Linked DNA regions of Homo sapiens: region 2 is linked to region 1. A link is a loop called in an ENCODE intact Hi-C map of the cell type or tissue named here. Cell type or tissue: HCT116. All regions are shown on one strand.

Region 1 (8,000 bases):
CACCTGCATAAGAGCCTTCCCTGCCATCCCCTGTCAAATGTCTGCTGTCCCTTCCACATGCAGCTCACATGGCCCTGGGGAGCCATCCCCGACCTGTCCCAGGTGAATTAGGTGCTCTGGGCCCTACCAGCACTCTTAGCTGTTATCCATGAATACCCTGAGGTTCTCATGTATGCTCTGGAACAAGACAGCAGCTTCCAGCTAAGCTACAGGCAGCAGCCTGGACTGCTTGTCATGCAGCACATATTTACTGAGCACACCTGAGCCTGGCACTGGAGGAGACTTCCCTTCCTGTCCAGTCACCATCTGCTGCTGTCACTGAGCTCCTAGGTGGCTTCACAGAGAGCACAGCCTCACCCAGCACCTCCCCTTCCGACAGACACCTCAGCCCACAAGTGGCCCAAGCTACGTGTTCTGTGGAAAAATGAAGGAGAGCTCCTCTCCTTTAGTTGTCTTCAGGCGGCCCTGAGCAGTCAGGTGTGCGCTGTTGTTCCATAGCTGACAGCGCAGCCCACCCTGGCTGTGTGGTGCCCACCTCCTTAGGAGCCTGCAGGGCTCCAGCTCAGGGCTGGGCCCAAGACACACTCCAGCGTCAGCCATCTTGCTTGCTGGGGAGGCACCTCAGGTACAGGTTGAACTTCTGAAATGCAGTTTTTTACCCTCAGCAAAGAAAAATGAGAGAAAAAAGTAACAGTTTAAATTGTGTAGCAATTCTACCCCACTAGAATCAACTTCGCTCAAATACCTAAAGCCTTGGCGTGAATATGAGTTGGAATTTGTAAATCCATGGTTCCCTTGGTCCATCTCTCTGTTCCCACCCACCTTTCTGGGTGCCCATGGTTTGCTGGTATCTGATTAAAGGCCAGCTCTCAAGGAGCGAAGAGCCCTGGTTTCAAGCACTTGGCAATTTCTGTGGTGTAAATACCCCACTTTGGCTGATTTCAAGCTACCAACATCATGACTGTGAATATAGATTTGGGAGGAGATGAACAAAACCAGCTCACAAGTGGTTTCCAGCTGGCTCCAGCACACACTGTCCACGAGTGCATCTAATGTTTAAATGTGAAGGGCACATTTTTCACATAGCATGGCCCCTAAACATCAGCCAACTGTTTCATCAGGAAGAAAATGCAGGCTCTTCTAAAGCAGGAAAAACTCTAAGGGATTCACAAGAGTAATTGTATTTATTTTTCTATTTTTAAAATGTTATTTTCTATTTAATTGACAAAATCATGTATATTTTTGTACACAACATGTTTTTAAATACGTGAACATTGTAGATGGCTACATCTAACTAATTAACTTATACATTAATTACCTCACATACTTATCGTGTGTGTGTGTTTGTGTGTGTGTGTGTGAGAGAGATGAGAAGACTTAAAATCTACTTTCTTGTAAATTTCCAAGAATACAGTGTGTTACTATTAGCCATGGTCACCATGTTTTACAATAGATCTCTTGGACTTACTATTCTTCTCTAACTGAAATTTTGTATCCTTCGTCCAACATCTCCTCCCACTGTGCCCTTACCTCTGGAAATCACCATTCTACTTTCTACTTCTATGACTTCAACTTTTTAGCTTTCATATGTAAGTGTGGTCATGAGATATTTTTCTTTCCATGCTGGCTTATTTCGCTTAACGTAATGTCCTTTAAGTTCATCCGTGTTGTCATAAATGATTGAATTTCCTTCTTTCTAATGGCTAAATTGTATTCCACAGTGTATAGATACTACATTTTCTTTATCCGTCCATTATTTGATGCACACTTAGGTTGATTCCGTATCTCAGCTATTGGGAATAGTGCTGTAATAAACACGGAAGTGCAGCTATCTCTTCAACATACTGATTTCACTTCCTTTGGTTATATACCCAGAAGCAGGATTGCTGGATCATACGGTAGTTCTGTTTTTAATTTTTTGAGGACCCTCCATGCTATTTTCCCTAATGACTGTACTAATTTCCATCCCCACCAAGAGTGTACTTGGGTTCTGTTCTTCCACATCCTCACCAACACTTGCTGTCTTTCATCTTTTTGATAATAGCCATTCTAAGAGGTGTCGGGTGATAGCTCACTGGTGTTGATTTGCATTTCCCTGATGATTAGTGACTTTGAGCATTTTTTCATATACTCGTTGGCCATTCATATGTCTTCTGAGAAATGTCTATTCGGATCCTTTGCCTACTTTTTAATCAGATTCTTTGTTTTCTTATTGTTGGGTTGTTTGAACTCCTTATATATTTTGGATAGTAATCCCTTATCAGATGCGTGGTTTGCAAATATTTTCTCCCATTCCATAGATTGTTTCTTCACTCTGTTAATTGTTTCCTTGGCTGGGCGGAGCCTTTTAGTTTAACGTAAGCCTATTTATTTCTTTTTGCTTTTGTTTTCTTCTGGTAGTTTTATAATTTCAGGTCTTATATTTAAGTCTTTAATTGATTTTGAGTTGATTTTTGCACATGGAGTGAGATGAAGGTCCATTTTCACCCTTCTGCATGTGGAAATCCAGTTGTCCCAACACCAGAGTAATTTTAACTGTACTTAACTTCCACTTTAAAACTTAATTCTTCCCTCCAGTAACCGAAGGAAAGGCATGGTTACTTCTCCTCCACCCTTCTTCACTAGGCCGTCCAAGCCCAGGCTGAAGGGAGTTCCCCCATCTACCTCCCCACCAGACTAAAATTTGAGGGCACAAAATGACTTTATTTTTGGGAGCCCAGCATGCTTGGAGGCAGAACTTGGGATCCAGCGGGACACTGATTCCATCCCTGCTTCTACCGCTAAGCTCTGTCATCCAGCACATCCTCAATGGCCTCATCTGGAAAATGGGATAATACCTCCTCTGCAGGGTTGCTGGGAGGACTAAATAGATAGAAGAAAGCCCCACACACAGCACAACACACAACAGGGCAACTCCGACTGCCTCCCCTCCCCCATTCTTCCCCAGAGAAACAGGGCTGAGCCATAGTCGGGCAATGTCGCCACTTAGTGGCTGTGCTCAGAATTGCCCAAAAGACCAACAGTTTCCGGATTTGAGGAAAACCGGGAAAGCACTTAGAGAAGAGGTGCTGGGATTCTGAGATGCCATTTGGCATTATGGAAAGTGACTGGGCACTAGCATCCGGAAAATGAGGTTCAAGTCCCAGCCTTGCCAAATATTAGCTGTTTGATCCTAATCAAGTTGTGTAACTTCTCTAAGCATCAGTTTCCTGTTGTGTAAAATGGAGACAAGAATTGTCATCTCATTAGATGAATGCTGGGTAAGCATTTGTTGCCCTTATCTTGCTCCTGACCCTCTTTTACTCCCTCTCCCCATCCTGATAAACATCACCTACCTGGTTCCTGACCCCCTCAGTAGTTCCCTTGGCCACATCTTTTCGACTTTATTTTTCAGATGTAGAACCTAATTTCCCCCTAAACCCTTTACCCCTCATGGGGAGAACCTCAAAGTCTACAGTTTTAACCTCAGTATCTTAGGTTTAAAAACTCTAAATTCTTATACTATGTAGTAACAGACTCCTGGTGATACATTCATGGTGACAAAATTATGTGGACAATGATTCATAAAGCAGAAAGCAAGTTACTCATTTATAATAGAAAAGATACTCCTGTCTGGGGATGGGTACCAAGTCAGCAAACCAAGATACTCCCTATTAATAGGGGAGTATCTTCCAGATAACAAGGGATATTACTGGACACAGACTCCGAGATGGTCAGGGTGAGGGACTTTACTCCCACATTCAGGAACACCCCGAGACCCCGTAACCCCGGCTGGAAACACCTCCCTGGTGGGCTGATGCCTGTGACCCTGCCCCGAGGACACATGCCCACCAGCCTCGCTTCTGCGCTGACCAGCGCCTTCCAAGTATTGAGCCCTCCCTAGATGGGCCGAGCCTTAGTCTGCTGGTCTGGGAAAGCCCGGGCTTTAGAACTGCACAGAACTGGGTCTGAATCTCATCTTCCACTTATTATCTGGGTGACCCGGGACAGATTGCTGAACTTGCCTGAGCCTATGAGCTCATCACAATGGTGCACAAGCACCCACTTCAGGGAGTGTCTGCGTTGAGTAAGTGAGGCCCTGTGCGTGCCCAGTGAGGTCCCTGGCATATGCTCAGCCAATGCTCCTATTTCATTCTGAACCCTGCATCTGGGAGATCTTTCCTCCATTCCGAAGGTGCTGGCTTTACCACCAGGCGAGAGTCATGGCTCTGTATTTTCCAATTTTTCTTTCAAAGTAAAACTATTAGACAGGCTTGGTGGCCCACACCTGTAATCCCAACACTCTGGGAGGCAGAGGTGGGAGGATGGCTTGAGCCCAGGATTTTGAAACCAGCATAGGCAACACAATGAGACCTCGTCTCTACCAAAAAAAAAAAAAAAACCTAAAAATTATCTGGGCGAGGTGGTGCACACCTGTGGTCCTAGTTACTTGGTAGGCTGAGGTGAGAGGATTGCTTGAGCCAGGGAGGTCAAGGCTACAGGAAGCACTGATAGCACCACTGCACTCCAGTCACGGCAATAGAGGGAGAACCTGTCTCAAAAAAAAAAAAGAAAAGAAAATCTCCTTGAGGACAGCAAACACCTGAGGATAGATACACACTAATTCTTTTAGTCAACTTATTTCTGCATTTTAAAGTATGAACCACTGAAACCCATTTACAATGAAAGAAAATTTTTAAAGTGTATATTTATAACACTTCCCTCCACACCCCCAGTAGATTCTTCACTCATCAGAAAGAAATGTCATTAAACCTAAGCAAATGGATAAGCTGAATAGATTACGTATTTGTTTTCAAAGGACTAGAAAGAACAGGTTATGAAAAAGGCAATTATTTCAAATGAACATTAGGAAACCATGGGGAACTGTATAAATGTGTGCCTAGGGTCGCAGTCTCTGGGGTAGAGTTAAGTGTGTGGCATGATCCCAAGAGCCTCACCAACCAAAATACCAATCAGAGATAAGAAAAGGCTAAAAATGAGGCAGAAGCCCTCGCTCCTGTCTGGGATTTGGTTAGAGAGTGTAGCCCTTTTCTTGCCAGGACCCTCACTCGACACCAGCTCCATCAAGGAGTGGATGTTTTCTCCCCCACTCACCTTCAGAGACCTTTACACTCTGCAAATGATGTTGGCTGCTGTTGCCAAAGTCCTCAAAACCTCCCTACATGGAAGAATTTCTCCTGTGCAGAGATGGCTGTCCTCGGGGCTGAACACTTCCATCTACTGAGATCTGCCGTGAGTCTCCTCATGACCTGGAGGGAGATCTGGCCTCTGCCCATCACACCTATGTAACTACTCTGCTCTCTGCCCATCCTTTCCCCTGGACCTTCTGGTCAGGGAATGTGCAGAGGGAAGGAGGGAAGTCCACTGTCCCCATTCCCTGTAGGGTGGGCAGATGCAGGAGGGCCCATTTATTAGAATCTAACCATGCAAAGAACATCCCCACTCCCACCCAGAAAAAATGTCTACTACTAATTGATTGGCCTGGGTGTCCCTATCCTTAGGGCTTTGAAATAGGTTTTATCCCTTTGGAAAGCTGTCCTCACCAAAGGACAAAATCTGCTCTTCTAACAAATTTATTTGCAGGCTTCTGAATAATCTCTGGGGGCCCTGGGCATCTGCTCTACGTGTTTACATCTGGCTGTGTGCTCCCTGAATATTTCATTCAGTTAACAGTCATTTAGTGCCTACTATGTACAAGGCAATGAGGCTAAGCACTTGATATGCATTATCTCAATTCCCAAAATAACTCTTTGTGGTGGGTATAATCAATGTATTCACTTTATAGATGAGAAAACAAGGTTTAGAGGATCAAAGGGACTTAATCCAGATCCAAGGCTGGTAAATACTGGAGCAAAAATTCAAACTCAGATCAGTCTGGCCCCGTATCATTTTTTCTATACTTCCAATACAGTGTTTAAAAAGAAAACAACTTAGCTTGGACATAATTTACATACCATATATTTCCCCATTTAAAGTGTACATTTCAATACTTTTTAATATATTCACAAGTTTGTGCAGCCATCAAAACAGTCCATTTTAGAACTTTTTTTTTTTTTTTTTTGAGATGGAGTCTTGCTCTGTTGCCCAGGCTGGAGTGGAGTGGTGCGATCTTGGCTCACTGCAACCTCCGCCTCCCCAGTTCAAGTGATTCTCCTGCCTCAGCCTCCTGAGTAGCTGGGATTACAGGCACACACCACAATGCCCGGCTACTTCTTTTAATTATTATTTTTAGTAGAGATGGGGTTTCAGCATGTCTGTCAGGCTGGTCTCAAACTCCTGACTTCGTGATCCACCTGCCTCAGTCTCCCAAAGTGCTGGAATTACAGGCACGAGCCACCGTGCCAGGCCAGGACATTATTACCTCAAAAAAAGTTTGTATCCTTCAGCCATCCACCCATTTTCTCCTATTCCCCATCTTTCCTCAGCCCTAATCTAATTTCTGTCGCTATAGAGTTTCCTATTCTGGACTTTCATAGGAGTGGAATCAAATAGATGTGGTCTTTTGTGACTGGCTTCTTTAATTCAGCACAAGATTTCAAGGTTCATCAGTGTTGTGTTATAGTTCAGTTCTAATATCGCATTATATGGATATACAATTTTTTACTTATCTATTCATTCATCCACTGAGTTGTTTCCACCATTTGGCTATTATGAACAATGCTGCTATAAACACTCATGTGCAAGTTTCTGTGTGAACATGTGTTTTCATTTCTCTTGGGTATATGCCTAGAAGTGGAACTGCTGGATTATACGGTAAAATTCTATGTTCAATCATATGAGAAACTGACAGACTGCCTTCTAACACAGCTGCACTTCGCCATCAATGTATGAGGGCTTCAATTCCTCCACATCTTTGCCAGCACTTGTCGTTATGAACTTTTTGATTCTAGCTATCCTGATGGATGTAAAGTGGTATCTCAAGGTTTTGGTTTGCATTTTCCTGATGACTAATGCTGTCAAGCACCTTTTCATGTGTGTATTGGCCATTTGTATATCTTCTTTGGGGAAATGCCTATTAGATCATTTGCCTATTTGTAAATTAGGTTATTTGTCTGTTTATTCTTCAGTTGTGAAAGTTATTCATATATCCTGGATAAAAATACCTTATCACATATACAAATGCAAATAATTTCTCCCACCTGTGGATTATCTTTTTATTTCGTTTTAAAAACTATTTCAGGCAGGGCGCAGTGGCCCACACCCTTAATCCCAGCACTCTGGGAGGCCGAGGCAGGCGGATCTCCTGAGGTCGGGAGGTCAAGGCCAGCCTGACCAACATGGAGAAACCCCATCTCTACTAAAAATACAGAATCAGCCGGGCATTGTGGCACATGCCTGTAATCCCAGCTACTCAGGAGGCTGAGGCAGGAGACTTGCTTGAACCCGGGAGGCCAAGGTTCTAATCAGCCAAGATCACGCCATTGCACTCTAGCATGAGCAACAAGAACGAAATTCCATTTCAAAAAAAAAAAAATATATATATATATATATACATATATATATTTCAGTATTTTATTTTATTTTTACATTTTCTTCCTGTAAAAAAATAATTCAAACCTAGGGGTCTTCAAGGCTCAAGGGCAATATAGACCCTGGTGGGGACTGACCCCCGCTGCCAGAAAAGGATTTGATCAGAGTCTTCTTAGAGAGATCTTCGGTTTTTCACAGTTCCAGGATGGGGCAAGAGGTGGTAGTTTCAATCCACATTCCCAGATGGGCTCATCTGATGATGAGAAAACAGCCCTTCATGGAGCGTATGTATGCAGAGAGAACCACATGTTAAAAGCAACAGGCACACATAACTTTTAATTACAAATAATAAATGGTTCAGAAGCAAAACACTGCAGATCAGATGTAGCATGAAAGAGCTGGGAACTGGGAGGAAATGGACGTGACATTCCAGGCAGAGGGAGTGGTGTGTGAGAAGGTCTGAGATAGGAGGGAGCAAGTGTGATTCAGGGGCTGATGGCTTCTATTGAGGTCCAGTTTACATCCAGTAC
Region 2 (8,000 bases), 180 kb after region 1:
TTCCTTTGGGAGCCCAGCATGCTTGGAGACAGGACTTGGAATCCAACTGGACGTTGATTCCATTCCTGCTTCTACCGCTAAGCTCTATCATCCAGCAGATCCTCAATGGCCTCATCTGGAAAATGAGATAATACCTCCTCTGCAGGGTTGCTGGGAGGACTAAATAGATAGAAGAAAGCCCCACACACAGCACAACACACAACAGGGCAACTCCGACTCCCTCCCCTCCCCTCCCCTATTCTTCCCCGGAGAAACAGGGCTGAGCCATAGTCGGGCAATGTCGCCACTTAGTGGCTGTGCTCAGAATTGCCCAAAAGACCAACAGTTTCCGGATTTGAGAAAAACCGGGAAAGCACTTAGGGAAGAGGTGTTGGGTTTCTGGTGAGAATCAAGTCCATGTTTTCTGAGAGGCCACTCACTATTATAAAGAAAGATTGGACACTGGCCTCTGAAATCCCACGTTTAGGTCCCAGCTTTGCCTAATATTAGCTGTTTAACCCTAACCAAGTTACGTAACTTCTCTAAATCTCAGTTTCCTCATATGTAAAATGGGAAAAATAACATCTACCTTATTAGATAAACACTCAGTGTTTTTTGCCTTTTATTGCTCTTGACCCCTCCTCCAGCCCCCTCTCCCTATCTTGATAAATATCACTGTCACAGGATCTTTGGGGTTTTGCTTTTTCTGTGGGGTGTTGCTTTTTCTGGCTGGAAACCTCTGTGGTCAGTGGCGCCTTTGTCTGAGGCCTTGTCTTGCATCCAGGAAGAATGAGGTATGCAGACAAGTGGAGGGTGAGCAATAGGAAGAGGAGCTTTATTAAGTGTTAGAACAGCACAGACCTCAGAGACCAGCAGTGGGTAGCTCTTCTCTGTAGGCAGGTCATCCGGACAAGTGCTCACCTCTCAGCAGAGGGTAGCTCCTGGTCTGCAGTTGGTCCTCCCAATCTACAGCTCTCAGCAAAGAGGAGGCTCTGCAAAGAGTAGCTGGTCATCTAGTTGTCTCTCCATCCTCGCCTCTCCATCCTCTCCTCTACTCTGGCTGAGCCCTGAGCTATTATGGGGCTCAGAGGGAAGGAAGTGCATGCCAGTTGGCCCATGGAGAGCCATGGGAAGCCCAGACAAGGCACCACTAGTCCCCACTCTGGTCAGTGGGACTGGAAACCCAGCTGCCAGCCTTCAGGCCTTCCCTGTCCTGAAAGTGGGGCCTCACCCACACCTGCCTCTTCCTGCCTAGGAGCCTGTCTACCTCCTGCAGCCACCCATGGCACCTAGGCCACTGGTGCCAAGGAGGCCTCAGGCCAATGCCTAGCTGCCCATCTCAGCCTCCCTCCCCTGCTCCTTGGCACCCAAAGTCTGGGGGTATGAAGGCAGCAGGGGGTCAGGGCATCAGCACTGCCCTAGCATACACCCTGTGGAGCTGCAACAACCCCCAAGCTCACCCTAACCCGGCTCCAAGATCAGAGCGGTGCCAGGAAGTGGGAGAGGACAGGCTAGAGAGGAGAGCACCATGATGCCCAGGCCCACAGCCACAACCTGGGCTGCTGCAGCTGGCCTGGGGAGCTCCCACCCTGCAGATTCCGGAGGGGCAGGGCTCCCACCTGTCCCTGGCTCTGCAGAGTGCAGCAACCCCCTACCCCCACCCCAGTGCCCCTTCTCTGCCTTTCCCCACAGCTGAGGCAGTCTAGGTGCAGGTGGCACAGTGGCCCAGACCAACCCCGCACAAATGAATCCCACGCTGGCCAGTCCCGCGAGTCCCGGCTGCGCCTTTGGCCAGGTGTTCCTGGGCTCCCAGGTCACCGCAGGGAGCCAGATCGAGGCAGCAGCCGAGGCTCCCGGCCTGGGAGCTGGTCCTGCCCCGGCTTGCGAAAGTGGGGATGGCACAGTCAGCTGCCTTGGGGACATGGGGCACAGGCGACCCACTGCCGTCACCGCTGCTCCCGCAGCCGCTCCTGCTGCGCTGTGCAGCCTGGGGCGGGGCTCAGGCCTTCGCCAGGCCTGGGCTGACATGCAGGGCAGGGGTGACATCGCCGCAAGTTCCCACTGCGGCCCCAGCGCTCAGGGTGACCTGGGGCTCCCCTTCGTCCAGCTTGAGACCCTGCCAGGGGGGTGCTTTCGGGAGCGGACTGCGGGCCCGGGAACCGGCGGCCGGGAGCACCTAGCTCGGCGGTCACCCAGACGCAGGGTGGATCCTGGAGACGCAACCTCAGGTGCCCTGACGAGCTGAATCTCCAGCTCAGGAGGCGCAGGAACCTGGCGCCGTCAGCAGGGTGGGCGAGGCTGGCCAGGTCCGGGAAGTGGGCACCCTTCCCGCTTTCAGCCCCGGGCCCCTTTAGTGCGGCCACCGCCGGGCGATTGGTGCCTGCCGGTACTCTGTGCACAAGTGCGGCACAGCCCTGGGCCCAGCTCCGCCTCGGGGTCCCTCCGTGCCCAACTGTGCAGTTCCCCCGCCGGCGGGTGGCTTGACCCCGCCCGGCCCAGCCGCAGCAGCTCCCAGGGGCGGGCTCCAGGGCGGCAGGCCCCGGGGACCCTTCGCCTGGGCGTCCGCACCCGAGGACCCACGGCCCGCGCCCGCACCCCACCGCAGCGGGGGCCCTGGCAGAGGCCGCTTCGGACCGCCCGCCGCTGCCATCATCCCCTTACTGGTTCCTGACGCCCTCAGTAGTTACGCCTGGGACGGGACCACATCTTCTCAATCCTATTTTCAGAAGCACTGACAAATTCCCCTAAAATCACCCTGAGAGATATTCTCGAAATCCTCAGTACTTCGAGTCTAAAAACAGAAAACATTTTATTATATTCATTATTGCATATATACACAATATAATACATTGTATATTATATAACATATATAATACTCTTATTATGTTATATAACAGTATATATATACTGTTATTATACAATATATTTAACAGTATGTAACACATAATGTTATATAATGTTAAAATAAAAGACACCCCTGTCTGGGGACAGGCACCTAACCAGCAACCCAGACACCCCATTCCCATTAACAAAGTCTCTTCCCAACCACAAGGGCTCTTGGTGGACACAGACTCCGAGATGGTCAGGGTGAGGGACTGTTTCTCCCACATTCAGGAACATCCCGAGGCTCCGTGACCCCGGCTAGAAACATCTCCCTTGTGGGCAGATGCCTGTGACCCTGCCCCGAGGACACGGGCGCCCACCAACCTCGCTTCCGCGCTGACCAGCACCTTCCAAGTATCAAGCCCTCCCTAGATGAGCCTTAGTCAGCTGGTCTGAGAGAGCCGGGTCTTTAGAACTGCACAGAATTGGGTCTGAATCTCATTTTCCACTATATTACCTGAGTAACCCTGGACAGATTGCTGAACTTGCCTGAGCCTGTGAGCTTATCACAATGGGGCACAAGCACTCACTTCAGGGAGTGTCTGCGTTGAGTAAGTGAGGCCCTGTGCGTGCCCAGTGAGGTCCCCGGCAGATGTTCAGCCAATGCTCCTATTTCATTCTGAACCCGGCATCTAGGAGATCCTTGCTTTATGAAGGTGCTGACTTTACCACCAGACCAGGGTCCAGGGCGCCCCCTCGTGGCTCTGCATTTCCAATTTTTCTTTCGAAATAAAACTGTCCTTGGGGAAAGGAGAGTCCTGAGGAGAGATACCCACGAATTCCTCAGCCAACTCACTTCTACGTTTTAAAATATGAGCCACTGAAACCCATTTACAATAAAGAAAAATGTAAATATAGTTTTAACACTCTTGCCCCCCACCGCACAAACACAGTGATTCTTCACCTACCAGAAAGAAATACCATTAAACATGTGCAAATGGATAAGCAGAGTAAATTATACACTTGAGGACCAAATCTCTCACAAAACAAGAAAGGCAATTAATTCACACATGCAGTAGAATAAACCATGGGGTAACTGAATGTTTGCCCCAGGGTCGCAGTCTCTGGGATGGAGTTCAAGTGCACAGCATGATGCCAAGTACCTCACCAATCAAAATAGCCATCAGAGATAAGACCAGGTTAATAATGAGGCAGAGGCCCCTCCCTCCTGGCTGGGATTTCTTTAGAGAGTGCAGCCCTGTTCTTGCCAGGACCCTCACTTGAGGGGGCCAGCTCCATTGAGGAGTAGATGCTTTCTCTTCCACTGGCCTTCAGAGTTGGTGGGACCCCGCAAATGATGTTGGCTACTATTGCCAAACTCCTCAAAACCTCCCTATACAGGAGATGGAAGAACCTCTCCCATACAGAGGTAGCTGTCCCCTGGGCTGAACACTTCCATCTATGGAGACCCTGACCTGGAGGGAGAGCTGGCCTCTGCCTATCCCACCCATGTAAACACTCTGCTCTCTGTCCACCTCTTCTTTCCCCTGGACCTTCTGCCCAGGGAATGTGCAGAGGAAAAGAGGGCAGTCCACTGTCCCCATTCTCTGTAGGGTGGGCAGATCCAGGAGGACCTGTTTATCAGAATCTAAGCAATAGAGCAGCATCCTCACCCCAATTATCTACTGCTAATTGCTCTGCCTATATTTGGGTGTTCCTGTATTTGGGCTTAAATTAGTTTTGACCCATCTCCTAAAGCAATCACCACCAAAAGCCAAAATCTACTCTTCTAACATAATATGTGTAGGTGTCCAATAGACCTTGTGGCCTCAGATCTGCTATAGCTGTTTCCTGGGCAGGTGCTCCCTGGCATATTTCAGGCAAATGACATTTATTAAACACTTACTATGTGCCAGGGGCTGAGGCTACACACTTGATATGCATCTCATGAATCCTCAAACAACTCTATCAGGTAGGCATGATCAGTATATCCACTTTACAGATGAGAAAGTGAGGCTTAGAGAAGCAAAGTGACTTATCCAAGCTTCCAGGCAGACGAATAACAGAAAGGATTCAAATCCAAATCAATCTGGCCCCAAAGCACTTGTTCTTGTCCTACACTTGCAGTACAATCTGGATTGTTTTTATCAACAGACCTTTACAATAACGTCTGTGCTAGGACAACTATTACTGAGCTTGTCTGGTAGCAAACAACAAACTCTTCCTATGTTTTCCTTGCCGAATACTTCAACTTGCTCATATTTTGGGGGCCCAGATGACATTTCCTTTAGCAGACTTATTTTAACTACCTTCATTCCCTTCTAAAGATGTTTGTGATGAATTTCTGACCTATCTGTGACCTTGAAGTCTGTTCATATCCAACAAAGGAGGCAAATGATAAGATTTTATGGACTTAGGTGGAATCTTGCCTGTAGATGGGAAATCACTCTCTGCGTTCCTAATGCTTGAAAACAAGGACCCTCTTGCCCAGATCTTGGTTTCTAAAGCAATTCCGCAGTAAACCAAACTAGAGCTCCTGGGAGAAATGGCTGCTTCTAGAACTGAAGCAGGAAATATACAAGATGGGCCTGGAGCATCTTGGAGAGTCCAAGTAAGAAAGTCCTCAAAAAAAAAGGCACACAGTGATGAGGCTGTGTCAAAAGAACACGGCACCAAATGGCCAAACTGGAACAATCTGAGCTACAAAATAAATATAGTGGCTTTGGATTATAGCCCGAAGCATAAAATACATATCAATGACTTTATACTGATACAAATAAATGATTGATTGAATAAAGAAAGAAATAAAGAAATTAAAAAAGGGGAATGATTGATTGAATAAATAAATGGGAAACAAGTAAATGGAGAAAAAATCTTCTGTGCAGAAAATTCCAAGTAATGTGTGAAGACATTCCACTCTCAAGGAGGTAAAGTTTAACTCCCTACTCTTTAAGTCTGGGCTGCACACGGTGACTTCTTTTCAAAGAGAACAGTGTGGAAGAGGGGAAAAACGAGTCACTTTACAATGGATGAAACTCAGCAAGCTTTACCTTTGTCAAGATAGTTGAGGTCAGCATCAATAGTAATGTCACGATGACAGCATGCACCCTCAAATGATGCGATGAAAATGGCACTTTACCTCTGTCATCCTCCTCCCCAAAACCTAAATTCCAAGTCTCATCATGAGAGAAACATCAGGCAAATCCCAATTGAGGAACATTCTTCAAAACACCTGACCAGTACCCCTCACGAATGTCAGCGAAAACAAGGAAAGTCTGAGTAGCTGTCACAGCCCAGAGGAGCCTAAAGAGGTATGTAGGGTGGGATCTGGGAACAGAAAAGGACATCGCGTAAAAACTAAGGACGTCTGAAGAAAGTATGGACTTGAGTTCATAAGAATGTATCCATATCGGTTTATTAATTGTAACAGATGTTAATAGCATAAGATGTTGATAAAAGGTGAAACTAGGTGTGGAGTCTGTGGGACTCTCGGTACTATCTGCCCAATGTTTCTGTAAATGAAAAACTTTTATAAAATATAAAGGTTATCTTATTTAAAGTGCTGCCACTCCTGAGCCCATGTTCTTTCTTGTTACCACAGCTCCTGTCAGATACTCAGGCATGTCCAGACATCATTTCCACAGAGGCCGGCCAGGTCTGTGTGTGAGGCTTCTCCCCTCTCTTACCCAGGAATGTTAGGTCCCAAACAAAAACCCTGTTCCCACTGCTGACTCTACGAAAGCAGAACTGAAAACTGATTGGGCTCTGTTCGGAGTCCCCGTTCATGGGGGCTGACTCCACATCCATTCCTGAGATAGTCACTGAGCACGGCCTGTGTTCCAAGCACAGCGCTACGTACTGGGGACTCAGATGAGTGCAGCGTGCGTGCTCCTGTCCATGCCATGTGCAGTCGAGTGGAGGAGAGGCATTAAACAAGGAAATGCCAAAATTTCTATCTATCATGAGAAATACAGAGAGGGGAAAGTGCAGATACTGGCAGAGGAGGAGGCATAAGGATCAGGGACGCCTTCTCTGAGGAAGGAGAATGATGCTGAATCCACAGAATTCGCTGGCCATTGGGAGGTCCCCATGCGTTCCCCCAGCTGACTCCAGCGGGCTGCTCTCGGGCATCACCCTGCTGGACCCTCAGCAAGCTCGGGCACAATGCATCACTCCATTCCTCAAGAAAAACTCTCTTTACTTGGCTCCCTGGATGCCAGACTCACCTGACTTTCCTCCTGTGTCACTGATTGCTCCTTCTCAGTCTTGTCTTCACACCCTCTAACCATTCCAGCACCCGGTCCCTGCTCTCATGACTCCCCTGCCTACGCTCACCTTCCCCCCGAGCCCACACTCATATGCCCAAATGCCTGCACAGTTCCCCTGGAGGCCTTGGTGCATCTCAAAGTCTCACTCCAACCTGCTCCTTCCCCAGCACTCCCCACCACGGTAAACAGCACCATCATCCCCCCAGCACTCAGGCCACAATCCTTGGGGTCGCCCTGGACTCCTTGTCCTCTCATACTCCACATCCAACCCGACAGCAAATCCTGTTGACTCTCCAAAATGTGTCATGAATTAGCCCACCTCTCACCACTTCCACTCTAGGCCAAGCTACCAGTGTCTCATCCTGGATTCCTGCTGGGCCTCCTCAGCTGCCTCCCTGGCTCCAGCCTGGATGCCAAGCAGTGGGTTCAACACACGCCAAAAGTGTGGGCCTTTAAATCAATGTCACACTATCCTCCTCTGCTGCTCACAATCCTCTGTCAACACCCCCGTCCCACTGACAATAAAATCCATGTCCTTGGCCGGGCACAGAGGAGGCTCACGCCTGTAATCCCAGCACTTTGGGAGGTGGAGACAGGCAGATCACGAGATCAGGAGTTCGAGACCAGCCTGGCCAACATGGTGAAACCCCGTCTCAACTAAAAATACAAAAATTAGCCAGGCGCAGTGGCGCGCACCTGTAGTCCCAGGTACTAGGGAGGCTGAGGCAGGAGAATTGCTTGAACCCAGGAGGCAGAGGTTGCAGTGAACTAAGATTGTGCCACTGCACCCCACCCTGGGTGACAGGGGGAGGCTCCATCTGGAAAAAAAAAAAAAATCCATGCCCTTACCTTGGCTTTCCAGGACCAACAAGATATGACCCCAGGCCTCTCTCCCACCTCAGCTCTCCCGGTTCCCAGACCCCACCACAG

The links. A loop is a pair of places that touch in the nucleus more often than their neighbours do. Peaks named below come from ENCODE experiments on the same cell type or tissue, not always from the same donor. Only the 100,000 strongest peaks of a DNase experiment are listed, where the experiment ranks them.
Region 2: it touches region 1 in a loop (3-fold over the local background); 25 of 110 quality-filtered maps call a loop at or near these places.

The regions. Positions count from the first base shown.
Region 1 is chr1:157,372,423-157,380,422 of GRCh38, reverse strand. No RefSeq gene overlaps it. Among named protein-coding and RNA genes, the nearest start is that of LINC02772, 100 kb to the right of the region's middle. In HCT116, a CTCF peak has its summit at 3,018; a DNase peak (open chromatin) is centred at 3,002; H3K27me3 peaks cover 1,380 bases.
Region 2 is chr1:157,189,371-157,197,370 of GRCh38, reverse strand. It overlaps LOC107985211 (a long non-coding RNA gene), which reads right to left. Exons shown (of 4, transcript XR_007066653.1): 4 at 6,192-8,000. Among named protein-coding and RNA genes, the nearest start is that of ETV3, 55 kb to the right of the region's middle. RefSeq lists a silencer at 3,355-3,587. In HCT116, CTCF peaks have their summits at 105 and 3,563 (motif pointing left); DNase peaks (open chromatin) are centred at 367 and 3,530.